2 separate regions of the Homo sapiens genome follow, and region 1 is linked to region 2. A link is a loop called in an ENCODE intact Hi-C map of the cell type or tissue named here. Cell type or tissue: gastrocnemius medialis. All regions are shown on one strand. Each heading gives the region's core, and the rest is flanking DNA. Links, peaks and the distances in the headings are about the cores only.

Evidence for each region. Peaks named below come from ENCODE experiments on the same cell type or tissue, not always from the same donor. Only the 100,000 strongest peaks of a DNase experiment are listed, where the experiment ranks them.
Region 1: it touches region 2 in a loop (11-fold over the local background); 5 of 110 quality-filtered maps call a loop at or near these places.

What each region holds. Positions count from the first base shown.
Region 1 is chr1:206,806,240-206,811,617 of GRCh38, reverse strand. All of the region lies in intron 2 of IL19 (interleukin 19), which reads right to left. Among named protein-coding and RNA genes, the nearest start is that of IL10, 36 kb to the right of the region's middle. In gastrocnemius medialis, for the core only: CTCF peaks have their summits at 1,924 (motif pointing left) and 2,791; no DNase peak of the experiment used is centred there.
Region 2 is chr1:206,656,434-206,661,811 of GRCh38, reverse strand. No RefSeq gene overlaps it. Among named protein-coding and RNA genes, the nearest start is that of DYRK3-AS1, 23 kb to the right of the region's middle. In gastrocnemius medialis, for the core only: a CTCF peak has its summit at 3,173 (motif pointing left); DNase peaks (open chromatin) are centred at 2,371 and 3,161; H3K4me3 peaks cover 1,105 bases; H3K27ac peaks cover 3,677 bases.

The DNA.
Region 1 (5,378 bases), core at 253-5,252, 150 kb before region 2:
CATTGAGCAAGCACAAGAATAGCTGGAGAAAGATATTAACTGAAATCCACAGGATGCGTCATTTGTCCACCTTCAATCAAGAGATTCTAAGTCTGGAACTGGCCTAGGTCTGGAAATAGAATGAAAGGCAGCTCAAGTTTTTGGTCACCAAACTTTTTTTTTTTTTTTTTTTTTGAGACGGAGTCTTGCTCTGTCACCCAGGCTGGAGTGCAGTGGCGAGATCTCGGCTCACTACAAGCTCCACCTCCTGGGTTCTCGCCATTCTCCCGCCTCAGCCTCCTGAGTAGCTGGGACTACAGTTTCCTGCCACCACACCTGGCTAATTTTTTTGTATTTTTAGTAGAGGTGGGGGTCACCAAACTTTTTATATAGTTCAGATGACATTTTAGTAGCTGGCCATCTTTTTCATTCCTAGATGCACCATGATCAATTCGCCTCACTAAAAATCTCTAGGTTTCAAAACAGTTTGATTATCACTATGCCCTTTCTGTTTTTTATGGTATTTATCTTAGTCTATTTTGCATTTCTATACAGGAATACCTGAGGCTGGATACTTTATAAAGAAAAGAGGTTTATTTTGGCTCGCAGTTCTGCAGACTGTGCAAGAAGCATTGCACTGGCATCTGCTTCTGGTGAGGGATCCAGGAAGAATCCAATCATGGTGGAAAGCAAAGGGGGCATGTTACATGGTGAGATAGGAAGCAAGAGAGATGCCATGCTCTTTTAAACAACTAGCTCTCAGGTGAACAAATAGAGTGAGAACTCACTCGTTACTCTGAGGAGGGCACCAAGCCATTCATGAAGGATCTGTCCCCCTGACCCAAACACTTCCCAGTAGGCCCCACCTCCAACTCCAGCATTGGGGATCACATTTCAGCATGAGATTTGGAGGGGACAGGCATCCAAACTATGTCAGTATTTGCAGTCCCCTTGTCTCTAATGGTTAAATTATAGCATTTGGCCTCTGCTATATGGGAGTCTCATCATTTCTATTAAAATCAGAGATTCAACTCAATGGAGGTGTCTTTCACCATCATACCTGGCTTATAGAAGACAGCCACCACAGAGCTTTTCAGAGATGCAAGTGCTACCTTCGTCAATGTGTTTCTTAATGTCTTTATGAAAGGATTGTCCTCTAGGCATTCTGGGGGATGGATGTGAGGCTGGTAGATGTAGAGATTTCATGTGATAAAGTCACTCCATCATTCCTTCCTCCTTAAGTCTTGGATGCCTTCCTCTACATTGTGTCAGGGAAGTTCTGGCATTCCAGCCTTATTGAACATATGCCACCATTGAGTCCAAGGTTTAGTCAGCCAACCAAGAAATTTTAGAGCCACTTCCAGTTACAAGAGCTAGCTCACTAAACCCAGAATGTCTCATAAATACCCCCAATAAATTCAATCCAATCCAGTGCTATAGTCTATCCTCCTTGGTCTAACACCCTTAGAATCTATTCTCACACATATTTCCCAAGATTCTGCCAGTATTTATTAGTAAAGTCTTGCACTTCTTTTAGTGTATAAACTATTCTGAGTCGGACTTTGTCCATGCCCTCCAACCCCCAAAGAAGGGTGAGATCCGACCCTAATGGTGAGGCAAGTGGCAATAAAGAGAGGTTGGGATGGGTCTTGAGAAGGAGAATTCATTCCCTTGAAGGAAACTGCCCCAAGTGAAGTTGTTATAAGGTTTTTCACAAACGTGGTTGGGATGGTTGATTCCACACCTGGTGGTGATTGCTGAGCTGCAACATGCAATCTACTGATGAATCTGGGGAAGTTCCTGTCAGACTCATTATAAATGAAGGACAGTATCTTGCAAGTCATTTAATGGAAATTTGTCCTTATCATTATCCTGGGCCCAACCCCACCTCCCAGCTACTATATTTCTTGTTTGAAGCAGGTCTCATCTAATGCACCCAGGCTGCTACAGTGCCATCTAGTGCCAATTGCACAACCCGCCTTATACTTTACATGCTACTTACAGTAGATCAAGAGGGCAGATTCACCTTTTCTGGTGGTTTTCCTAAAACTAGTTAGATGCCCAGAGGTTGGTATGGTACTTTTTCAGTCTACAATGGTGCAGTATAAAATCATCTTTTGAAGTCCCTACCAGAACTGTGGGCTGGGCAGAGAAATATTCTACCCAGTTGGCCAACAGAGTCTTCCCTTGAAGCTGAGCTAAAGTGAAGACCTGCAGGAAAAGCCAGTGGAGGTCAGGCCCACAGACAGCATCTTCTGAAGTTCATGCCCACCCACCCCACACCAAGTACAACTAACAGTACAGACTAAAAAGCCTATCACATGTGGAGATCTCACATAGGTATGTGGAAATCATGCATTATTATCCCTTCCTTTCAGATGAGAGCAGTCTTAAGATAATGAACCAGCTTGGGTTTACACAGATAGCAAATAGCAGAGACAGGTATTCCAGCCCAGGTCTGCTGCCTAGGAATGCTGTATCTACCACTCTTCACAGCTCCTAGGTGAAGCAGTGGGGGCAACACCCATGGGGGCTGCTTTGAGGGACATCATGATCAACATATACAAAGACTGTTTGCCAAGAACAGAGAGCAGCTTTGCTCTCTCTCCCTAAACAAGACCTGCTTTTGAGTTCATGGGGAGTAGTACAAGTTTGTTTCCAGAACCTTCTGCCTTCCTTCTCTGTCATACAGAATCCTCATGCACCCTCTTCACTCATGATGTCCCACCCAGGCTGTCCTTTCCTGGCCAGCATCTCTAGCCCCTGCAGCCTCTTCACTACATCTGTCTCTCACCTTCTTTGTTGCACCACAAGGGGTCCTTATTGTCCACAGACCAAATGGGCTGGGAGCCTTTTCTTAGGACTCCTGCTAAGACTTGTGTCAACTGCAGGCACACATACATAGCAACAAGCCCCTCTAAGGTGGATGCTTTGTCCTCATGGCAACACTTTCTACACTACCCTCTGTGAGTTTAACCTACCGCGAGTTTTCTTGTACCTGGAAGTCTTAGGGGCTCCTCACCCTCCCACCTCACTCCATTTACTCTGTCTCAGTGCCAGATCTCTGCTCACCTAGTTTTTTCCTACCTCACCCCACCATGCGTGCACATGGGCACACACACACACACACACACACACGCACACACACAATTCCCTTCATACCTCTCCCTAATTTTCTGAATTCTATCCTTCCTTCAAGGCCACAGTCACTCTACATGCACGGTTAATTCTACTCTCAGAGCTTCACATCACATCAGTCAATATCTTTTGTTTGGTATGGTTTGTTTTTTGTTGTTGTTTATTTTTGTTTAGATGGAGTCTCGCTCTGTTTCTCAGGCTGGAGTGCAGTAGTGCAATCTTGGCTCACCGCAACTCCGCCTTCAGGGTTCAAGTGATTTTCGTGCCTCAGCCACCAGAGTAGCTGGGATTACAGGCATATATCACCACACCTGGCTAATTTTTGTATTTTTAGTAGAGACAGGGTTTCGCCATGTTGGCCAGGCTGGTCTTGAACTCCTGGCCTCAAGTGATCTGCCTGCCTCAGCCTCCCAAAGTGTTGGGATTACAGGCATGAGCTGCCACACCTGGCCTATATCAATTTTTATGGCACCAAATTAGGAACCAAAAGCACTATATAATGAATGTGTTTATTTACTGTTTTAAATATGCTTTCTGCTCCATTTTTTAACATCATAGTTCATCTCTTTAATAGAAAAAAAGTTTACCATCACCTTAGAAATTATAGTTAAATCAATTCCCATAACTTCTTTCTATATATTTGCTTCTATATATAGTTACACCATTTCAATGTTTCTTTTTGCCTTCCTCCTACAAATATAAATTGCACACCATTTCTTTGTCATACACAGTGCTAAGACCTGGGAATTCAGTGACAAATAAAATAAACATGGTCCCTGCTTTTGTGGGGTTCATACTCTAAGAGAAGACAAATGTAACACAACTAAACACATAAATATATAGCTACAATTTGTGATTAGTGGTCTGAAATAAGGGTGCCAAAAAAACAAAGGAAACTTATTTTCAGATTTTGAGACCAGAGAACATCTGAAGAGGTGATATAAGTAAGCTGAGATGTAATGAGAAAGAAGGAGCCAGGAAAAGAAAGGGTTGAGGGGAGAGAGTTCCAGGTTGAGGGAACAGCATGAGTGAAGGCCCTGAGAGAAGAAGGAGCTTAGCATGTGCACAGCAAGAACTGATCAGTGGCTATATGACTATAGCATGGTGAGTAGAGGATAGTGTGGCTGGGCTGGGAATAACTGCAGAGGTGGAATCAGGCAAGGTCTTGAAGGTCATAGTAAGGAACTTGAGTTGACTCTACATGCCATAGGATATGGTTTGGCTGTATCTCCACCCAAATCTCATCTTGAATTGTAGTTCCCATAATTCCCACATGTCATGGGAGGGACCTGGTGGGAGGTAATTCAATTATGGGAGCAGTTACCCCCATGCTGCTGTTCTCGTAATAGTGGGTGAGTTCTCATGAGATCTGCTGGTTTTGTAAGGGGCTTTTCCCTCTTTGCTCAGCACTTCTTCCTGCCACCATATGAAGAAGGACATGTTTGCTTCCACTTATGCCATGATTGTAAGTTTCCTGAGGCCTCCCCAGCCCTGCAGGACTGTGAGTCCATTAAACCTCTTTCCTTTATAAATTACCCAGTCTTGGGTATGTTTTTATAGCAGTGGGAGAACGAACTAATACCCATAAGAAGCTTTAAAATTATTTTAAGCAAGGAAGTGACATGATCTGGTTTACTAGACCATTGGATGACATGTACAAAATGGCTTAGAAGGGTTGAGAGTGGAAGAGACAGGCAACTTAATAGGCTGTGACAGTGGTCCGGATAAAATATGATATTGACTTGGACTAACACGATACCAGATTGATAGTGGAAAGGGGACCAAATCGTAATATATTTCAGAGGTAGAATGATAGGACTGGGTGATAATTTGTACCAACTCTAATTTATCCTTATTGTGATACATTTTTTACTGGCTTGCTCAGGGAGAGTTCCGGGAATTGTATTTTCCGAGTGCATACGTTATGAGTGACAATTTACCTAGGCATAGAATTCTCAGGTCACACAACTTCTTTCCTTCACAGATTAAAATACTTTGTTTCATTGTCTTCTCACATTTAGAGTTATGGAAAATAAATCTGAAAAATGCTTGACTTGTTTTCTCCCTGCCTATTTATTTATTGAGTTTTTGTAGTATTTTAGATGTAAAAGTTCTACCTGAATATATTTCAGAGTAGTAGCTCTTTTCTATCTGCCAATGTGATGTTATTTAGCCTACCTAGCATTCATCCCCCTTTCTTCTGAAAGTAGCAACCCCATTTTCCTCTGGGAAATGATATTTCCCTTATTTGCAGTCCATAT
Region 2 (5,378 bases), core at 292-5,291:
CTTCGCCCCTCTGGATCCACTCTCCACCCTTCTACACTGTGCTCTGTGTGCCACGAGGATGGCATTTTTTTTTTTTTTTTTTTTTTTTTAGTGATGGGGATCTCACTATGTTGCCCAGGCTGGTCTTGAACTCATGGGCTCAAGTGATCCTCCCACCTTGGCCTCCCAAAGTGCTGGGACCGCAGGTGTGAGCCACCGCACCTGGCCAAGGATGGCATTTTTTGACTATGCCAACCAGACGTGGCTTCCGATTAAGTTAGGCCAATGGGAGGCACAGGAGTAAGATAAGCTGGCACTAGGATGAGGCCAGCACATTTATTCCCGTGATTTCTCCCCACTCTCCAGAGGTTGCAGTGCCTGCCATCCTCTACCAAAAGCCACAGCTTCTGTCAGGCAGGCAGCTCTCTCCTACAACCTCATCCACCGCTATTGCTCGCTAAGATTCCAGCAACCACTCCCTTCCTTCTGCCCCATGTGGCTATCCTGGGTGTACTTCACTGTCCCTTAGTAGTTTCCCGAAACCCTGCCCACATTTTATAAATGGTGTCTTCTTTCGACTACCCAGTTATCCTACCTTGAGGGGGATTAGATACAGTACCCTCAGGAATGTCTCTGACCCCCACATCTAGCTCCATGTTGTCAGGGCTCCCCAGATGCCTGCTTGACATTGGTGCATTGATCCCAACCTGGCTCAGAATCACATTTGTTGATTATATTCCAGGAAGTCAGATGCTTCTGCATATAGCCCAGTTCCACCTTGATTTCTTAAATTTCCCAACCAGAGAAAATGGGCATTTGTCCCCAGTGTTAGGATTAATCTCCATGGAGTCTGGAGTTCCAGAATAGTCCTTGAAATTACAAATTATACTGGTTTCCCTCCCTATATGTCCACTGTTTTTCTAGACCAATTAGATATGTAAACTTGTAGTTGGTTTTTTACAGAGGAGGGACAATTTCTCTCTTGAAAAAATTCTATTGGCCGGGTATGGTGGCTTATGCCTGTAATCCCAGCACTTTGGGAGGCAAAGGCAGGCAGATCACTTGAGGTCAGGAGTTCGAGACCAGCCTGGCCCACATGGTGAAACCCCGTCTCTACTAAAAATACAAAAAATAAGCCAGGCGTGGTGGTGCATGCTTGAATCCCAGCTATTTGGGAGGCTGAGGCAGGAGAATCTTTGAACCCGGGAGGCAGAGGTCACAGTGAGCCAAGATCATACCATTGTACTCCAGCCTGGGCGACAAGAGCACAACTCCATCTCAAAAAAAAAAAAAACAAAAAAAAACTATTATCTAGTTGAGAGCTATTGAATGTGTCCTGCCTGCCCATGCCATGGCCATCGCTCTAGCTCGGGCTCCTGGAGTTCAGGCATCTTGGGGCCTACGACAACTCCTGTTCCCTCCACTCCCCATTCCACAGCACTGTATCATCCCACAGAGCAAGTTTTCTGTCCCTTCAGGATCCCTAGACGCCCCTATCCAGCCAACCCACTGCAATGAACAGGTGTTCTGGGGGTTGCACTGGTCCAACCACAATATATGTGGTACTTTCCTCAGCAACAGGATCTGAGCAAATGAGCCTCTTGACTCAAGGTCCCCCAACATCTCAGGGAACTCAGATCTGAACAGGGAGGTCTTCAGCTTGCTGAATCCTTTAACCTAGTTCTGGAACTTCAGTAAAAAGAAGTGAAACTTCTCCCAGGAGCCTCCCACTGTCTCCTGGCCTAAATTGCCTAGAGGGCCCTGGGAGTGGGATCTGAGACATGCTGCCTAAGGGGAAACTGAGGCCTAGAAAGGAGAAGCAGCCACAGGCCTGAGTCCCAGGAGAGAGGCGTGGGAGGAGGGAGAAGTGTCTGTGTTGCTGGAGATAGGCAGATGCTAGCATTCTGAGCTGGAAGGGGTGGAGGAGGGGGCAGGAATGCATGAAGGGGGTCAAAGCTATGGGAAAGAAAAAGATATGCAATGGTGTGTGTGTGTGTGTGTGTGTGTGTGTGTGTGTGTGTGTGCGCGCGCACGCACCGGGTGGGGTGTGACGGAAACAACGGCTTTGGCCAAATTAAGATTTAGTCCTGGAACTTCTGCCAAGCTTTTTCTCCCTTCCAGTCATCTGCCCTTACCAACGTTAGGCAGTCACAGTGTCCTTACGAACGTTATCACCCTTTCCCAGTGCCCACAGCTGGAGGCTGATAGCTGGAGGCGGACTGGCACTGGGGCAAAGTCCGCCTGTCCGGCTCCCTTCCTGGCCCACTCCCTCCCTGGCCCGAATTGCCCCTGCCCACTGGGCCTCCCTGTCCACCAGGCCCTGTAAAGAAGAGCTGGCACCCTCACCCCACAGCTCCTCATGCCAGGACAGATACCTGAGCTGGGAGATCACCCGACCTCTCTTTTTAACCCGCCTCGGCTCATGTGACGGGCTGGAGTCCAGGCAGACATATGCAGGTCAGGCATCCAGGCAGGCCACACAGCGCTATTTATTTCCTACTGGGTTCTCTTCACGCAGAGCTGGCAGGGTGGGACTTTCTCATTGTATTTAAGCCCCAGCTGGCGCCACAGAACTGCCCCAGCCTCAGCCTTTGCCCCTTTTCCAACCCAGTAGGTAAAAATAAACCCATTTGGCAGCTTTGGGGAGTGGGATGGGGACTGCTGAAAAGGCGCTGTAAACACGGCAGTGGGGGCGGGGTGGGGTTGGTCGCAGCAGGGAGGGGTCATAAACCCTGGCTCTGCTGTGAACTAAAGGGACGGGTGCTTGGTCTCTCCAGCTGGGCACTCTGCCTCCCACTTCTTCAGCTGGGAAGAGCCTGGGCACCATTCATTCGCAATCTCTGAGGCAGAAGGCACTGGAGATAGTGAGTGGTCACTGGTGCTGCGGGGTGGTGGCTAGGGTAGAAAGAAGGGAAACAAAGAGAAGTAAATGGTCATGGCTAGTGAGGGACGCTTCGTCCGAATGGGTCTTTTGAGGAACACTTGGCTAGGACACTAGTTCATGTCTACCATCATATGTATCTCACTGTACTTCAATTCTTAACATGTTTGACCTTCCATTAAATATGTGTGTTATGTTTGAATAGATCCAGCACAGCGCCTGGCCCACCGAGTACACTGGGCATTTACTGAGCGACTGAAGAGAAGGCAGAGAAAGGTGGAGGCGGGGCCTGGCGCCCCCTGGGGGGAGCCCCGTGAAAGTGCAGCCGCAGGGGTTGGGGAGGTAGGACATTTCCCACCCAGGAGGCTCCCGCAGCTGTTCCCTACCAGGTTTCTAACTTTACAACTTCGACTCTGTGGTCTGGGAAATCTCCGCCTTGTGTCTCCCTCCGGCCCCGGCCCAGCTTTCCCAGCGACAGCGGCGCCTCCCCTTCTGAATGTAGTAGAATTTAAGCCTGGGACTAAATAAAGAACAGAGGAAGTCCTCTCTTTGAAATGCAGCTGCCCCAGGCCAGGTTGGGCTAGGAAGGGGTAGCAGTAGAGTGTGTGACACAGCGGTTGGGAAACAGTTGTGACTGCAGGAAGACCCACCACGGAAGCGCCTGCCCCTCATTATTTTAGCAGCATTGAGGGGAAGCACCTGTGGTCCATTGCGCTTCTTGGTCCTCCAAAGAGCTCTGAAGCCTCCTCCCTCTCACTCATGCCACTTTGCCTGGACATCTCGCTGGCATTTTACAGCAACTAGTGACTTCAGTTCCAACGGGAAAAGGGATGAATGAAGAGTGTTTGCTGAGAGGGGAATGGAACCAGGACAATGTGGGACGCTGGCTCAAAAACTCGGGTGAAAGATCTCAGGGATGAGGTTTCTGAATTCATCTCGTGTATTCACCTCAGTCTCAAGTCTCTGGCTGGGATTGTTGGTGGGACAGAAGTAAGCAATGTTGTTTTAGCAACCAGAGAAAACAGCAACGCAGCCAGCTACTTGTTGAGGGAAATGAGGGAATCGGGGAAGAGAAGTGGGGAAGAGAAGTAGGGAAGCCTGGTCTGCTGGTTCCTCCTCCCCTGCAGATCTCAGGATGGCTAATCTGGGATAGAATCAGTTTGATGAGGGAGCAGAAAAAGCCAAACCCCTGATCTGAAATCATGGCAGAGAAACCTGAAGGGTAACCCCATTTCATCTTCAACGTCAGAAACGGAGGGTGGTGAGAGCCAAGTTGCTACTGGATAGCATGTCTTCCATGCCTTTCATTCCTACCATCTTTTCTCCTCCACCTTCAGCTCAGGACACAAGCCCCTTACTCTATACTATGCACAGACTCAGAGAACATTCTCTTCTGAAACTATCTCCCCTCCCCATCCCATTCACTTACAGAGTTACACAAATTTTAAACCAGAACAGAGTGCAGATAACTTGCTGGCAAGTTTTCTCTAAAGCCATGGCCTAGCTTTTGTTAGATTCTAAACATATGGTCAACAATGCTGCTGACGCTCCCTATCCTTGATAAATGCCATTAGGGTGCTTTTTTTGCACACAACAGTTGCTCAAGTCACTGGTGAAAGAATCAATGCACCAACAAAAGCCTATATAGACATGCTTGAGAACAGCAAAAGTGAGTGCAGCTTGGGTCAGGGCTCCACCCTGGGAATGATTAAGAATTCTCTGCAGTGGTTCAGATTGGGTGTCCTGGATCTGCTCCTCAATCAGGAGATCATCAACAGCCAGATTCAAAGGCAGGGCTGGGCAGCCTCTGCAAAACGAGGTCAAATCATGTCCAGGCTCACTCTACTGGAAGGTCAAGGTCAGTCCTTAGCATCTGCACAGACTAGCTGCAGTCACTTTATGTTTCTGCTTTTGGACTGACAAATTCCTTCCTAGAAAGTAAAAAGCAATGGGCAATGCACTAGTAGCCCTCATTGCCATTTTCACTGCCTTTTCTACGCGCTGATAGTTTTTGTCTTAAAAGGCATAAAGAGCCATGGGAGTATCCTGGTTTGTGGTGCCTTTGATCATGGGGTTTTTGTTGTTTTGTTTTGTTTTCGAGACAGAGTCTCCCACTGTTGCCCGGGCTGGAGTGCAACCTCGGCTCACTGCAACCTCCGCCTCCTGGGTTCAAGCGATTCTCCTGCCTCAGCCTCCCGTGTAGCTGGGATTACAGGTGTGTGCCACCACATCCAGCTAATCTTCTGTATTTTTTGTAGAGACAGGGTTTCACTGTGTTGGCCAGGCTGGTCTTGAACTCCTGACCTCAGGTGATCCACCCGCCTCGGCCTCCCAAAGTGCTGGGATTACAGGCTTGAGCCGCCGCACCCGGCCTGATCATGGGTAAATTTTAACAGCGATATTGCAAGCTGAATTTTCTTTTAAATTCTGCCTGCTCTATAATTCCGCTAGCAGCAATTAATGTCTCCAACCTGGAGTTGCTCCATGTGAGTATAGGAAGGTCCATGTCTAGCTTTAG